Regions from separate parts of the Homo sapiens genome. Here region 2 is linked to region 1. Evidence: chromatin contacts called from ENCODE Hi-C or POLR2A ChIA-PET data. All regions are on one chromosome and are shown on one strand. The core of a region is the stretch at or near the end of the contact, and the rest is flanking DNA. Distances in the headings are between cores, read along the strand shown. Region 1 has its middle 14 kb from the start of PPP2R2D. Region 2 overlaps PPP2R2D (protein phosphatase 2 regulatory subunit Bdelta).

Region 1 (6,689 bases), core at 672-3,171:
GGTCTTGTGGTCACCATGAGGGGCCCCCACCTGAGGGTGAAGAAGGGTGTTGGCAGAGGGCTGGGAGGGTAGATGTGGGTCTGAGAGACGCCAGTGTGGACGCCTGCTAACGGAGAGCCAGAGCCCTCCCCTGTGAGAGACCAACAGAGAGAAAGAGGGACGGGGACCCCAAACCAGTGTGTTTATACAGATTTGACAGAGCTCGGGCCTAATATGAACCCTGAACCCAGTTGTAGAATGGTGCCATGCTTGTTGCCTGATGTTTGCAGACTGAGAAAGACAAACCCCCTGGGTGTGTGTCTCACCAGCACACTAGCTTTGTTCAGTGGGGAGGCCACTTCAGCACCTGCTCCCTAAGGCCTCCCCCAGTGTCCTGGGCCCGGCAGTGAGCGCGGGAGTGATGCAGGGGCACAATGACCCCATGGACGGCTGCAGAAAGAATGGGAAAGACCTGCGTTTCACCCACCTCCATGCGTATGTGAGCCTTGAGGTACAATCATCCCACCGTCAGAGATTTACTCATGTGGCCTCAAACAAAGGAGAAGGCAGTGATGGCTTCTGAGCAGATGGTGCTTTTCCCAAGACGGAGTTGACAGGATCTTAGAGCATGTCTGGGATTTTAGTTACTCCAGGCAAGGGAACCCGCACGTGGATCTCAGAATTGTGAATATACTAGTGTAAATCTAGGGTAAAGGTTGTTGACATTTTTTAAACCAAGATGATACCCTAATTGTTTTTTAATTTTTCAAATAATTATTTTTATTTTGTTTTAGAGAAGGAGTCTTGCTCTGTCACCCTGGCTGAAGTGCAGTGGGATGATCATAGCTTACTGCAGCTTTGAACTCCTGGCCTCAAGTTATCATCCTCCCTCAGCCTCCCAAATAGCTCGGACTACAGGTGTACGCCACCATGTCCGGCTCCTAATTGCTTTTTAAAATTAATGGACTTTATTTTCTAGAGAAGCTTTAGGTTTACAGAAATTGAGCAGATGGTACAGAGAGTTTCCATATACCCCCTTCCTCCACACACAGATACAAATTCTGCTATTAGTCATGTTTTGTACTAGTGTAACTAGTAATTATTGACATTAACTACAATTGATGAACTGCTATTATTGATATCTTGTTATTAACTAAAGTTCATAGTGCACATAAGCGGCCACTCTTTGTGTTGTATAGTTTCATGAGTTTTCACAAATGCATCATGTCATGTATTCACCATTATAGTATCATATAAAACCGTTTCATGGCTGAGCATGGTGGTTCACACCTGTAATCCCAGCACTTTGGGAGGCTGAGGCAGGAGGATTGCTTGATCCCAGGAGTTTGAGACCAGCCTGGGCAGCATAAGAAAGGAAAACTTAGCTAGGCATGGTGGTATGCACCTGTAGTCTTAGCTACCCAGGAGGCTGAGGCGGGAGGATTGCTTGAGCCTCTTAGCTACCCAGGAGGCTGAGGTGGGAGGATTGCTTGAGCCTCTTAGCTACCCAGGAGGCTGAGGTGGGAGGATTGCTTGAGCCTGGGAGGTCAAAGCTGCAGTGAGCCATGACTGCATTACTGTGCTCCAGCCTGGATGACAGAATGAAACCCTGTCTCAAAAAAAAAAAATCATTTTACTGTCCTAAAAATAGCCTGTGCTCCACCCATTCGTCCCTCCCTGCCCCCAACAACCCCTGGCAACCATTGCTCTTTGTATTGTCTTTATAGTTTTGCCTGGAATGTCATGTAGTTGGCTTCATATAGCCTGTGGCCATTCCAGATTGGCTTCTTTTAATTAGTAATAGACGTTGAAGACTCCTCCAGGTCTTTTCACAGCTTGATGACTCATTGTTTCTATTGTTGAATAGTATCCCACTGTATGACGCACCACGGTTTTTTGATCCATTCACCTTTTGGAGGACACCTTCGTAATTTCGACTTTTGGCAATTGTAAGTGAAGTTGCTATAAACATTCATTTCAGGTTTTTGCATGGACATGTTTCCAACTCATCTGGAATAATTCCTAGGGGTGTGGGTGCTGGATCCTATGGTAAGAGTGTGTTTAGCATTGTAAGAAACTGACAAACTGTCTTTCAAATTGGCTGCACTATTTTACATCCCCACCAGCAATTAATGAGAGTTCCTGTTGCTCTTCATCCTTACTAACATTTGATATTGTCAAATTTAAAGTTTAGCCATTCTAATAGGCATGCAGTGGTATCTCATTGTTGTTTTATTTTATTTTATTTTTTTGAGACAGAGTATTGCTCTGTTTCCCAGGTTGGAGTGCAGTGGCATGATCTTGGCCCACTGCAACCTCCACCTCCGGGGTTCAAGTGATTCTCCTGCCTCAGCCTCCCAAGTAGCTGGGATTACAGGTGGGAGGCCACCACGCACAGCTAATTTTTGTATTTTTAGTGGAGATGGAGTTACACCATGTTGGCCAGGCTGATCTCGAACTCCTGGCCTCAAGTGATCCACCCGCCTTGGCTTCCCAAAGTGCTGGGATTACAGGTGTGAGCCACAGCACCCGGCCTGTTGTTTTGATTTTCAATTACTTAATTATGTATGATGCTGAGTATCTTTTCATATGTTTATTTGCCATGTGTATATCTTCATTTGTGAGGTTCAGATCTGTTGCCCATTTCAAAATTGGGTTGTTTGTGTTCTTACGGTTACATTTTAAGAGTTCTTTGTATATTTTGGATACAATCTTTTATAAGGTATGTGTTTTGCCAGTTCTTTTCCAGTATGTGGCTTATCTTTTCATTCTCTTAACAATGTCTTTCATGGAGCAGAAATATTTAATTTTAATGAAGTCCAACTTATCATATTTTTCTTTTATGGCTTATGCCTTTGGTGTTGTATCTAAAAACTCGTCTCCAAATCAAAAGTCACTAAAATATTCTTCTATGTAATCTTGGGGGAGTTTTATTGTTTTGCATTTCACATACAGGTCTATGATCTATTTTACACTTATTATAGCTGAAAGGCCAAGAAGCAGTCAGGTCTATGATCCATTTTATTTATTTATTTATTTTTGAGACAGAGTCTGGCCCTGTTGCCCAGGCTGGAGAGCAGTGGCATGATCTTGGCTCACTGCAACCTCTGCCACCCAGGCTCAAGCGATTCATGTGTCTCAGCCTCCCGAATAGCTGGGATTACAGGTGTGTGCCACCACACCCGGCTAATTTTTGTCTTGTTAGTAGAGATGGGTCTCACCATGTTGCCCAGGCTGGGCTTAAACTCCTGCCCTCAAGAGATCTGCCCACCTCGGCCTTCCAAAGTACTGGGATTACAGGCGTGAGCCATGACGCCCAGCCTAAGAGGTTTTGTTTTTGTTTTTTTTTTTGTTTTAGAAATAATTCACAGGTGGGGATAACTTCATTTCAAAAATAAAAATATCAGCTTTATGATATTCCAAAACATGGTTTTGTTCTCTAGATTATACAAATCAGGCAGCTCTAAGGCAGTTCTGAGCCTAAATATCAGCAGAAGGCACAGAACGGAAGGCATAGACTCTGTTCGAAGTGTCTGGTAATTTCCCTTCACTGGGAGCCTATTTGAATTCAAATTATGCACAATAAGTGTCAAGTCTTCCCCCATTTATCTGAGTAACTTAAAAATCCTGTGCAGTGAAACAAGATCTCTGTACATCAAAGTCCCCTTAACCATGTGAATCTTCTCACGTTCTCATGGGAGGAAGTGCCAAGTTGACTGATAAGATGACTTTCTGCTTGCTCCAGAAAGAAAGGCTCCTCCACTCCCAGAAGACGCAGCGTGGGCCTTTGTCTCTTCCCTTCTCCCGCCACCGGCTCGGATCCGCCTTCTCCCTGGGAAACCATCATGGCACTCAGCACTTTGCTGTCTGCCGAGTGGGTCACCTCCTGAGACGTGCCACTGACAGGGCAGTACACCATTAAGAGGGGTGACTCATTCTCAGGGGTCCGGTACTGAGTCTTCTGTCAATACATTCAAACAAAAGGCGTTATAAAACCAACTGAAAACAAGAAATTCTAGAATGTGCCCTTTCCAACTTGACCCACGCATGCTGGTTCAGGGAGCACTTCAAGTCCTCTGAGCTCTAAAAATAAGCCTCAGTGAGTGTCCATGAGCCTGGGGGTGTAAGACCAAGACCCTGGCTCCTTGGGATCACGGTGGATGGGAGTATAACTGGAGATGCATTGGCCCCAGGCGGCCCACCAGAAGCAGGGTGGACAGATAGCTGGGTGGAGCTGGGGCAGGGCCACCACCCTCCTGGCCAGGCTGGGGCTGGGCACTGGGAATCTAAGTCATGGTATTCCCAGCCCAGCTTTAATTCGAGGACCCCGCGTGCATTTCCAGCCTCTCCGGGTTTGTTTGCTCATCCTTGATAAGTCACAGTTCTTGCTCTGCTGACCTACCTGCCATAAAGAGTTATGAGGCCAAAAGAAAATAAATGAAAGCTCTCTGAACACTGGTGACGTGCTTCCTACCTGTGAAATGCTCTTACTGTGAATCTTTGCAGAGCTGGGAAATCATTTTCTGGGCCCAGCTCTTACTGTCGAAGTACAAACAACCTGAGAAACACTGCAGACCCGCAATCCTGCCAGCTGAGCCCAGGCCTGCAGATACACACCCTGCAGAGCGCAACCCTCCGGCCCTGGGCGCCTCCCAGCCAGGGCGCGGCTGCCCTCTGCTGCCTCCTGCTGGCCGAGTGTGAGCAGCCCCTCAGCGCAGACTTTCCTTCCAGTCTGGCAGGTTTAGCCCCAGCGGGAGGCGGCATCACCCCAGTTCCTACAAACGACCTCGGGAATGGAAAGCGCACCCGGGCCGAGGCCCGCGCTCCTGCCCGTGCTGACCATGTGGACACCCAGGGACTTGGGGCAGGGCGCGGAGGCTGCCTGGATGTGTGGCGCAGGCGCCTGCGTGGAAACACCAAGTCCAGAAACCCTGGCTCTGGCGTGGGCCGCAGCAGGTGTCTGTGTCCCCCCCAGCAGGTGTCCGTCCCTCCCCAGCAGGTGTCTGTCCCTCCTCAGCAGGTGTCTGTCCCTCCCCAGCAGGTGTCTGTGTCCCCCCAGCAGGTGTCCGTCCCTCCCCAGCAGGTGTCCGTCCCTCCCCAGCAGGTGTCCATCCCTCCCCAGCAGGTGTCTGTCCCTCCCCAGCAGGTGTCTGTCCCTCCCCAGCAGGTGTCTGTGTTCCCCCAGCAGGTGTCCGTCCCTCCCCAGCAGGTGTCTGTCCCTCTCCAGCAGGTGTCTGTCCCTCCCCAGCAGGTGTCTGTGTCCCCCCAGCAGGTGTCCGTCCCTCCCCAGCAGGTGTCTGTCCCTCCCCAGCAGGTGTCTGTCCCTCTCCAGCAGGTGTCTGTGTCCCCCCCAGCAGGTGTCCGTCCCTCCCTAGCAGGTGTCTGTCCCTCCCCAGCAGGTGTCTGTCCCTCTCCAGCAGGTGTCTGTCCCTCCCCAGCAGGTATCTGTGTCCCCCCAGCAGGTGTCCGTCCCTCCCCAGCAGGTGTCTGTCCCTCCCCAGCAGGTGTCTGTCCCTCTCCAGCAGGTGTCCGTGTCCCCCCAGCAGGTGTCCGTCCCTCCCCAGCAGGTGTCCGTCCCTCCCCAGCAGGTGTCCGTCCCTCTCCAGCAGGTGTCCGTCCCTCCCCAGGAGGTGTCCGTCCCTCTCCAGCAGGTGTCCGTCCCTCCCCAGCAGGTGTCTGTCCCTCCCCAGCAGGTGTCCGTGTCCCCCCAGCAGGTGTCCGTCCCTCCCCAGCAGGTGTCCGTCCCTCCCCAGCAGGTGTCTGTCCCTCTCCAGCAGGTGTCTGTCCCTCCCCAGCAGGTGTCTGTGTCCCCCCCAGCAGGTGTCCGTCCCTCCCCAGCAGGTGTCTGTCCCTCCCCAGCAGGTGTCTGTCCCTCTCCAGCAGGTGTCTGTGTCCCCCCCCCAGCAGGTGTCCGTCCCTCCCCAGCAGGTGTCTGTGTCCCCCCAGCAGGTGTCTGTCCCTCCCCAGCAGGTGTCTGTGCCCCCCCAGCAGGTGTCTGTCCCTCCCCAGCAGGTGTCTGTCCCTCCCCAGCAGGTGTCTGTGCCCCCCCAGCAGGTGTCTGTGCCTCCCTCCCAAGGCAGGTGTCTGTCCCTCTCCAGCAGGTGTCTGTGCCCCCCCAGCAGGTGTCTGTCCCTCCCCAGCAGGTGTCTGTGCCCCCCCAGCAGGTGTCTGTGACTCCCTCCCAAGGCAGGTGTCTGTGACCCCAGAGCAAGTGGCCAGTGCCTTTCCTGGCAGGCCTCACCAGGAATTCTTCTGTCCCTTTGAGCTTCTCCGTAGGAAGCCAGTGGCACTGCCTGACCTCTTTTCTGCCAGTACCACTGTTTCCTAAGGTGAGTGCCCTGGGGTGAGTTTTTCTGGGGTGAGATCTCCTAGCGTAGGTGCCTCTGGGGTGAGCATTCCTGGGATGAGTTCTCCTTGGGTCAACGCTTCTGAGGTGAATGCTCCTGGGGTGGGTGCCCCTGGTCCAGGAGCCCAGTGTTTGCCACACACTTCCTCACCCCTTGGAGAAGGCTCTGAAGAAGCTGGGCGTTCAGTAGGAGAGACATGGGTGAACCAGGGAAGGGACAGGGAACCCAGCAGGTACATCACAGCCGGGTGAGCATGGTCACACTACACACACCACAAAACAACATAGACACCCCACACAACACACAACACGCCACACACACCACAAAACCACACACACACCCCACACAACACACACACATGCC
Region 2 (7,442 bases), core at 4,329-6,828, 40 kb before region 1:
GGTTGTCTTGATAAAAGGATAAAGGGTAGAAATTTAGAAAATTCATCTGTAAAAGAAAAAAATAGAGGAAAAAAATGGGTCCTGAAGAATGTTGCCTAATTTTATAATGCATACCTAATGTTAACTTTTAAAATAAATCTGATTCTTATATAATAGTAATAAAAATGTTGTTAATATTCTATGCAATAACTTTTGTTGGCTTCTGTACAATGTAATATTCTAGACAGTAGAAGTTCCATGTCATTGTCTGGATACAGTTACCACCACTGATAATGATGACATCATTACCAAGTGAGACAACTGTCAGGGAGGCCTTGAGATCTCTGACAGCATAACAAAGACCCCAGACACCAGCTCAACAGAGGCCAAGACCCCGGGGCAGAAGGAACACCACCACTAAGCAGTGAGAAAGTCCTCAGGTGTCCTGAGGCTAACCCTTCGGGTTGGGAAGGGAGTGTCTGGATTTATGACCAACTATTAAATTAAAAAAAAAAAATCCCAGGTCTGTGACTTGGACAAAGATTTTCTGTTTTCAGGGGGAGTTCCATGACAGACTCTGGAGGAGGCTGGCTTCTCCGCAGTGCTGCTGTGTCGCGTGCGGACTGAGGATAAGGCCTGGCGTGGCCTCCCGAGGGGCCATCAGAGCTTGTCCTATGGCCACAGTGGGACTCCTCGCCTTACCCTGCAGTGTGGGGGAGTCTCAGGAACAGCTAGAACACTACAAGCTCGCCTCCCTGCTGGGCACCAACTCAAGGGCTCGCAGTGACCTGGGCACACCCAGGGCCCACGGTACGTTTATAGTAGGAAGTAAAAAAACAACTAAATGGCTATTGTAAACAACCTACTAAGAAGAAATGGGCCCTAAAGCTGAAGTGACTCAAACAGCTCCCTCCAAAAGTGGCTAGAATGCAATTCTGACAGGTCTGCAAAGGCGTTTTAATCGTGTTAGTGAAGGATTTCCACCAACATCTACACAGCAAGCTCCCGCGGCTGGCACTGTTCGCTGGCCTCACACGGGAATCCCTGGCCTGGGAGTTCTTTCTTTTCAAAATCTTCAGACTTTGGAAGAAGGATTAGGTTGTTTCTTAGAAGCGTCACTATTAAATTACTGAAAATAACCTAACTTGCTTAAATGAAACTAAAATATTATGTATTGGATTAAAAAGGTCTAAATCTATGTCATTTATACCCAGAGGGTGTATAAAATTACATAATTAATTGTATTCTAGCTCTGTCAGTGATTTTCAAACTTAATTATAATGGACTGAGTCTTTTAAAAGAGAAACTCCTGTAACTGTCGGTGCTGGGAAGTTTCATTAAGCTACACAAACACGCGTGAACCTAAAATTAGAAACACTGCAGTGCTCAATCTCTAAACCCAAACTAAATACACAAAATTACAAAACCAACAACGTTTAAATTATCAACATCAAATTAATCTGATGGAGACAGTTTTTAAAAACCAGACTGATGCTGAAGGCATAAATATGGTACTAAAGGCACCAAGTTAGGTTTTTTTTGTGTGTTTTTTTTTTTTTTTTTTTTTTGAGACAGGCTGGAGTACAGTGGCGCGATCTTGGCTCACCGCAACCTCCATCTCCAGGGTGCAAGTGATTCTCATGTCTCAGCCTCCTGCGTCGCCGGGATTACAGGCGTGCACCACCACACCCAGCTAATTTTTGTATTTTTAGTAGAGACAGGGTTTTGCCATGTTGACCAGAATTGTCTCGAATTCCTGGCCTCACGTCATCAGCCCGCTTCAGTCTCAAGTGATCAACTTGCCTCAGCTTCCCAAAGTGAGTTAGGTATTTTAAACTACCATAAACTTCACCATGGCTGCGTTCTGCCTCCATTTCCCTGCTGGGGTAGGGGAGTGCTTCTGCCCACGGTACAGCCTGGCACCTCCTGGCCATCCCATGGAGACATCGGGTCTCTTCTCAGCCAGACAGGCCCCACTGCCATGTCACACTCCACCTGCCGTGGCACTGCTGCCAGCTGGCTGTCTGGCTGTGCAATCCTCATTCAACATCCGGGTCCCATCAAATCCGCAAAGTGTCCGCAGCCACCCCGAGTCCTCTCAGACCTCCCGCCGAACATGGTGGGCCATGCGTGTGTGTTCATCTCCTTTACCCTCCCACCCCCGCCCAGGTGTCAGAAGAAAGCAGAAAAAGCATCTATGTGAGCAGCTTTAACAAACGTGGGGGCAGCAAGGGGCTGGCACAGAGATGCAGAAAGTCTTCACAGAGCTGCTTGGTCCCCAGGTCGCCCCCCATTCACCCTGCCAGGTGGGAGCACACAGTTTCTTGTTCCTCAGACACTGGCTACCGGCCGCCATCCCCAGGGGTGCCCTCCGAAATACTCCAGCCCTGGGGAAAGGGCCTCAATATTCAAACATTTGGGTTTTACAAGGACATGGCCAACCACAGTGAAGCTGCCAGCTGAAAAGCCCAGGCCCACAGAAACAGCAGCCTCGCTACACTCAGAAATAGAAACCAACAGCCACGACCTGCAGAGCCTCAAGAAGTCACCAAAACAAAGATGGGTGGGGCCAGGCGCAGTGGCTCATGCCTGTAATCCCAGCACTTTGGGAGGCCAAGGCGGGTGGATCACCTGAGGTCAGGAGTTCGAGACCAGCCTGGCCAACATGGCAAAGCCCCATCTCTACTAAAAATACAAAAATCAGCTAGGCATGGTGGTGTGTATCTATAATCACAGCTACTCGGGAGGCTGAGGCAGGAGAATCGCTTGAACCAGGGAGGTGGGGATTGCAGGAAGCTGAGATCACGCCACTGCACTCCAGCCTGGGCAACAAAGCAAGATTCCATCTCAGTAAAAAATAACAAAAAAACAAAAACAAGGATGGAATCTGAACAAAGAGAGACGGGAAAGCCCGAATCATGTTCTGGAGATCTGCTGACTACTACCAGCCGCTACAGTACCAGGGTTTGGCTGAATGCTTACTAGGAGCCAGGTGCTATCCTAACCACGCACAAGCCCTGTACTAACGTAGCCAGGCCTCTAAGAGCCCCAGGAAGCAGGGCTATCATCATCCCCGCCTGATGGAGGGGAGAGGAGAGGGATGCTGGACGTGGGACCCTGCGTGCTCAAGGTAGCAAGCCCCTGCGGGTGAGTGGGGCAGGACACCTGGGCTGGTCTCAGCCAGGACACCCAGTGGGGCCCCCAGGAGAGGAAGAATATGCTAAAGAAGGAAAGAGGAGGAGAAAGTGCCATGTGAAATCCAAAGGGCAACAGTAATCATCAAAACCTTCAGATCTCCTCCAAAGGGCAGAGTGGAAAGAAAGACATGGATGACAGGAAGGATAAGACAATCAGAGGATCAGTTTCGGTGGCCCACCTCCCAGCTGACGAGTTCTAGAAACACAACAGAGAAAGCAAGGCAGAAGCATCCAAGGCCCCGTTCCCAGGCTCAGAGGCCCCGCATGGCTGATGGCAGACCCAGGCCGCGCACATCTCAACACCAGGGATAAAAAGGAGATTCTAAAAATTTCCAGAGCAAATGAACAGGTCACATGCGGAGAGGAAGGGAGTCAGATGGCATCACACAGGTTGCAGGAAACATGGTGGATGAAACCTCAAACTACCCTCAAAATTCTGGGAGAAAACAATTTTCAACCTGAAATGCTAGACCTAGTCAAGTTTTCAATCAAATCTGAGGGAGCAGTAAAAATGTTTTCGAATATGCAAAGAGCCAAAACAAACAAATGCTTTCTCAGGAAACTGCTGCGAGAGGCAATTTGGCAAAATGAGAGAAAAAGCCAAGAGAAGGAAGATGGCAGATCTGACTTCCAAAAAATGGTGAGGAGAATCTCAGGACATGAGCCAGGCGGCCAGCAGGCCTCAGAGTGGCCGTTCAGGCCAGGGAGACTGGTCTGGGGACAAGAAGAGCTGAGAGCTGATCTGATGTGTTGGTATTTGATAGACCTGTTGAAGTGTTTGCTAAAAAAAAAAATGCACTAAAGACACAGATAACTAAGCATATGAGAAAATCAGGCAATCATTAGACCTAGGAAAGTGAAAACTTGTGTGAAAAAGAAAAGGCACAGTTCAGTAATACACAATATTTACCTGTTAACGGAATACTATGTAACAAAAACTTGCAATAGATCTCTTTCAACCTCTTTTTTTGTGGGGAGTGGGGATACACGTGGGCTGAAGGTGGTATCAGTAAAAGGCGGAATCATCGGTTGCCATACAGGAGGTTGGCACTGACGGTTCGAAACCACGGAATGAAAAGTGAGCAGTCCCAGCACAGGAGTTACAACCGGGGCGGCCTCAGGTGGCAAGAGAGGAGGGGCAGGTGACGAGGAATGAGGTCCCAGGTTTAAAGGACATTCGGGTGCTATGAGGAAGCAGACTAAGGAGCTGTGGATGGGGAAGGGGAAACGGAGTCAGTGGGATCTGTAAAACATGCCCTAGAAGTCAGGACCATGTGCCCCAGGGAGAGTCAGCTGCCGGTGGTGGCGGGGAGGGAGGCACGGAGCACAGCCGGGAGCTGCTGTGAGAATGGAGCGGGCAGGTGTGGCGGGCAGAGCACAGCCCCTCAGGCTGCACTGTTTCCACGAGGCATGAGGGAGGGTCACCTGCTAGGAGTGAAAGAGAGGACACGGGCGATGTGGAGAGCCTATGGCGGAAGTCCCCTCAGAAGAGAGAAGAGTGACGAGTCTTGAGAAATGCAGGCCTGCCTCCCAGTATCCACGCCCACTTCACACCTGAGGCCAGCAGCTTATCTTTTTAAGCTGCTCCTACATCTGAGTGGCTCTAAACCAAGCACTGCGTGGGTGGCCTCAAGACAACACAAAGCCCGTCTTCACACGGCTTACGCTTTAGTGAACGAAACACTAAGGGCAACACCAGACCACCCAGCACAGTTCCCACGATGGCATTTCCAGCCTGCCCATTCCCATGATAACATTTCCAGCCTGCCCAGTGGCTGGGAGGAGGCAGAGGCTCAGAGGATCAGGAGGGGGCGCCTGAGCAGGGCCACTCTGCGGGAAGCACAGGAGACAGAAATCCAAGGGGGTGCCTGAAACCAAGATTTCCGAGGTAGTACAGGGGGCAATGACAAGGCCGTCTGGGGTCATCAGCCTTCAGGAGATCCAGAAACTGCATCTGGAGAGAAACACAACGAAGGCAGACAAACAACTCCAGGCGTGAGTTCTGGGGTTGAGGACAGAGGCGCCTGTTGTATTATTATTCTACTTTTCTTTTATACGTACATCATTTCTAACTACTTCCTTTAACTGGTATGTCAAATATGAATGCATCAGATCAGCTCTCAGCTCTTCTTGTCCCGAGAGACAATGTCTCCTGACCCGTCTGACCCGTCTCCCCTGCCTGGACGGCCATTTGGAGGCCTGCTGGCTGCATGGCTCATATCCTGAGACTTTTCCTAACTTAATAGTTTTTGAAAACCCACTAGGTTTTTCAAAACAAAATAAAAATGTGACTATTTCACTTCTCTACTTCTCTGGATCTTCACTGCCGCCAGCCTCCGCCCACGGCACCCACCACCTCTGCTGGAGGGTTGCCGCAGCCTTCAAGGGGTTCCCCCATTTCCTCTCCTAAGCCTCAGAGCCCAATGTCCAGAAAGCAGCGGGAGGAAGCTCTTGAAAAGCATAAAGATAACATTACCAGCCTGAAAAAACCCTGTCAATACCCAAGTACCACAATCAGTCTATTACCAAAAAAGATACAGTACTTAAAACGCATCACCTAAAATTACTGAGTCATTGTCAAAACAAAAGGGATCCCTGACAGACATGATGTGAAAGTTTCCCGCAGGTCCTCTTCGGCTAGTTCTGGAGTGGGTCATTTAAACACACTTCCTGGCACATAACCACAGACCAGGTGCTGCTCGCGAGGCCACTGCCCCTTCCTGATGGTCTCCACCTGGCCACCAGGAACTGAGGTGGCCTAGCAGCCCAGGAGGTGGTTATAAGGAAAACTAGCGCCCTACCGGAGGCACTAGCAAATCGGACCCTAGGCTAGTAGGCAGATGAACTGGTGTCCACCCTCCCTAGCTGTCAGGGAAGGGTCAGTACAAGCCACCCTGCAATGTCACACTCACACACCAGCTGAAATGAGACTGACTTTTCCAGGTATCCACGGCAGCTCTCGTAGACAGCTCCTGGAGCAAACATGGGTACAGCAACTCTGAAAACCATCGGACAATATCCACTAAGGTGAAACATGCATATCCCGTGACCCAGAAACTCCACTCCAGACACACAGCCCCCAGAACTACATATGTGCATCACTGAACCACTTACGAGAATGTTCACAGCACGTTCACAAAAGAATCAACTCAAATGTCCGTCAAGAGTAGAAAAGATGCATAAACTGTGGCATATTCATACAACAGAACATCACACAGCAATGAAAACAAATGACCATCGCGTAACACCCCAGGTTAGTTACAGAAAGCCAAACACTGCAGAGGACTTAGGGTGCAATTCCACTTATACCACATTCAAGAACGGGGTGTCCGATGTGCGATGCCAGCTGGGGTAGGAGCTGCCCCGGAGGGAGGGAGGGCCTGGCGTCCTGGCAACGTGCTCCTAGTGGGGCTGGGTATTTACTGGGGGTCTTTGCTGGGCGACAGTCAGTACTGCATATCTGGGACCTGTGCCCTCTGCAGGTATTCCATTCTGCAGCAAACATCATCCCGCTGACTTCAGGCCCAAGCAGCTATCCGTCTTCACTCGGACTCTCACCGCCGCCAAGCTCTGGGCCTCCTGTACTCCAACCCGCGCACCCGTCCGACCCGCGCACCCGCCCTCTCTGAAGGCTCCATTCATCCTCTTAGTCTGAAACTTGCAATCCCTGACAGCAGCTTCTCCCAGGCCCTCTCCATGGGGGCTCTCTGTTGTCTCACACCCCACTCCCCGGGGGGAGAGTTTCTCCTTCCTTCATTTGATGCTCCCAGACCACGGCTCCTCCCTCCTCAAAATGACTGTCTCACACCTCTCCTCTCCCCTCAAACTTCCAGCACCCCAGCCACTCACCCCACTTCCCATTAATGAATCTGCTTATTTCATGAAAAACAGAAGAACCCAAAAGAGAACAGCCATAATCTCCCCGTCAAAGACACCCCCTGCAGTGGAAGAAGCCACTGCTTCCAGCAGAGACCACCTGGAGCGGGATGACCCAAGCTAGGCAGCTCTTTGGACTCGTGGTCACCACACCCTCTCCTCCCAGTCCTTCATGAACTCGCTGTAGCCAGCGCTCTGCTACCCTGACTCGGCAAGTTCACCCATTTCAACGCACCCCTACTCTGGCAACGAGTTCGTTTCCTACCATTACCCACCCAATCACTTCTCTCCTCTACACGCTGGGCAGAGGCAAGGTGCCGGGCAAGGCCATTTGTTTCCTGCTCTGCGGCACCTGGCAGAGCTGTGTGCATACTGCAGGGACTCAAACGA

The links. Hi-C counts contacts between places; a loop is a spot of excess contacts on that map. ChIA-PET counts read pairs that join two places held with the same protein, here RNA polymerase II (POLR2A). Pooled maps may share reads with other maps.
Region 2: a loop to region 1 is called in a map of K562, with 3 times the contacts of the local background. The contact joins two enhancer-like sites. A Hi-C loop is called at or near these places in 4 of 168 maps with a recorded cell type or tissue (CD8-positive, alpha-beta T cell, K562 and adrenal gland) and 9 of 50 pooled maps. POLR2A ChIA-PET finds 5 or more read pairs at or near these places in 5 of 52 experiments (K562, MCF 10A, Panc1 and 2 more).

What each region holds. Positions count from the first base shown.
Region 1 is chr10:131,883,508-131,890,196 of GRCh38, reverse strand. No RefSeq gene overlaps it. Among named protein-coding and RNA genes, the nearest start is that of PPP2R2D, 14 kb to the left of the region's middle. Within about 2 kb of position 1,921, at least 2 of the 41 ENCODE cell types and tissues checked have a DNase peak (open chromatin) inside an H3K27ac peak, as active enhancers do.
Region 2 is chr10:131,926,752-131,934,193 of GRCh38, reverse strand. The region is part of intron 2 of PPP2R2D (protein phosphatase 2 regulatory subunit Bdelta); the gene reads right to left. Among named protein-coding and RNA genes, the nearest start is that of PPP2R2D, 29 kb to the right of the region's middle. Within about 2 kb of position 5,578, at least 6 of the 41 ENCODE cell types and tissues checked have a DNase peak (open chromatin) inside an H3K27ac peak, as active enhancers do.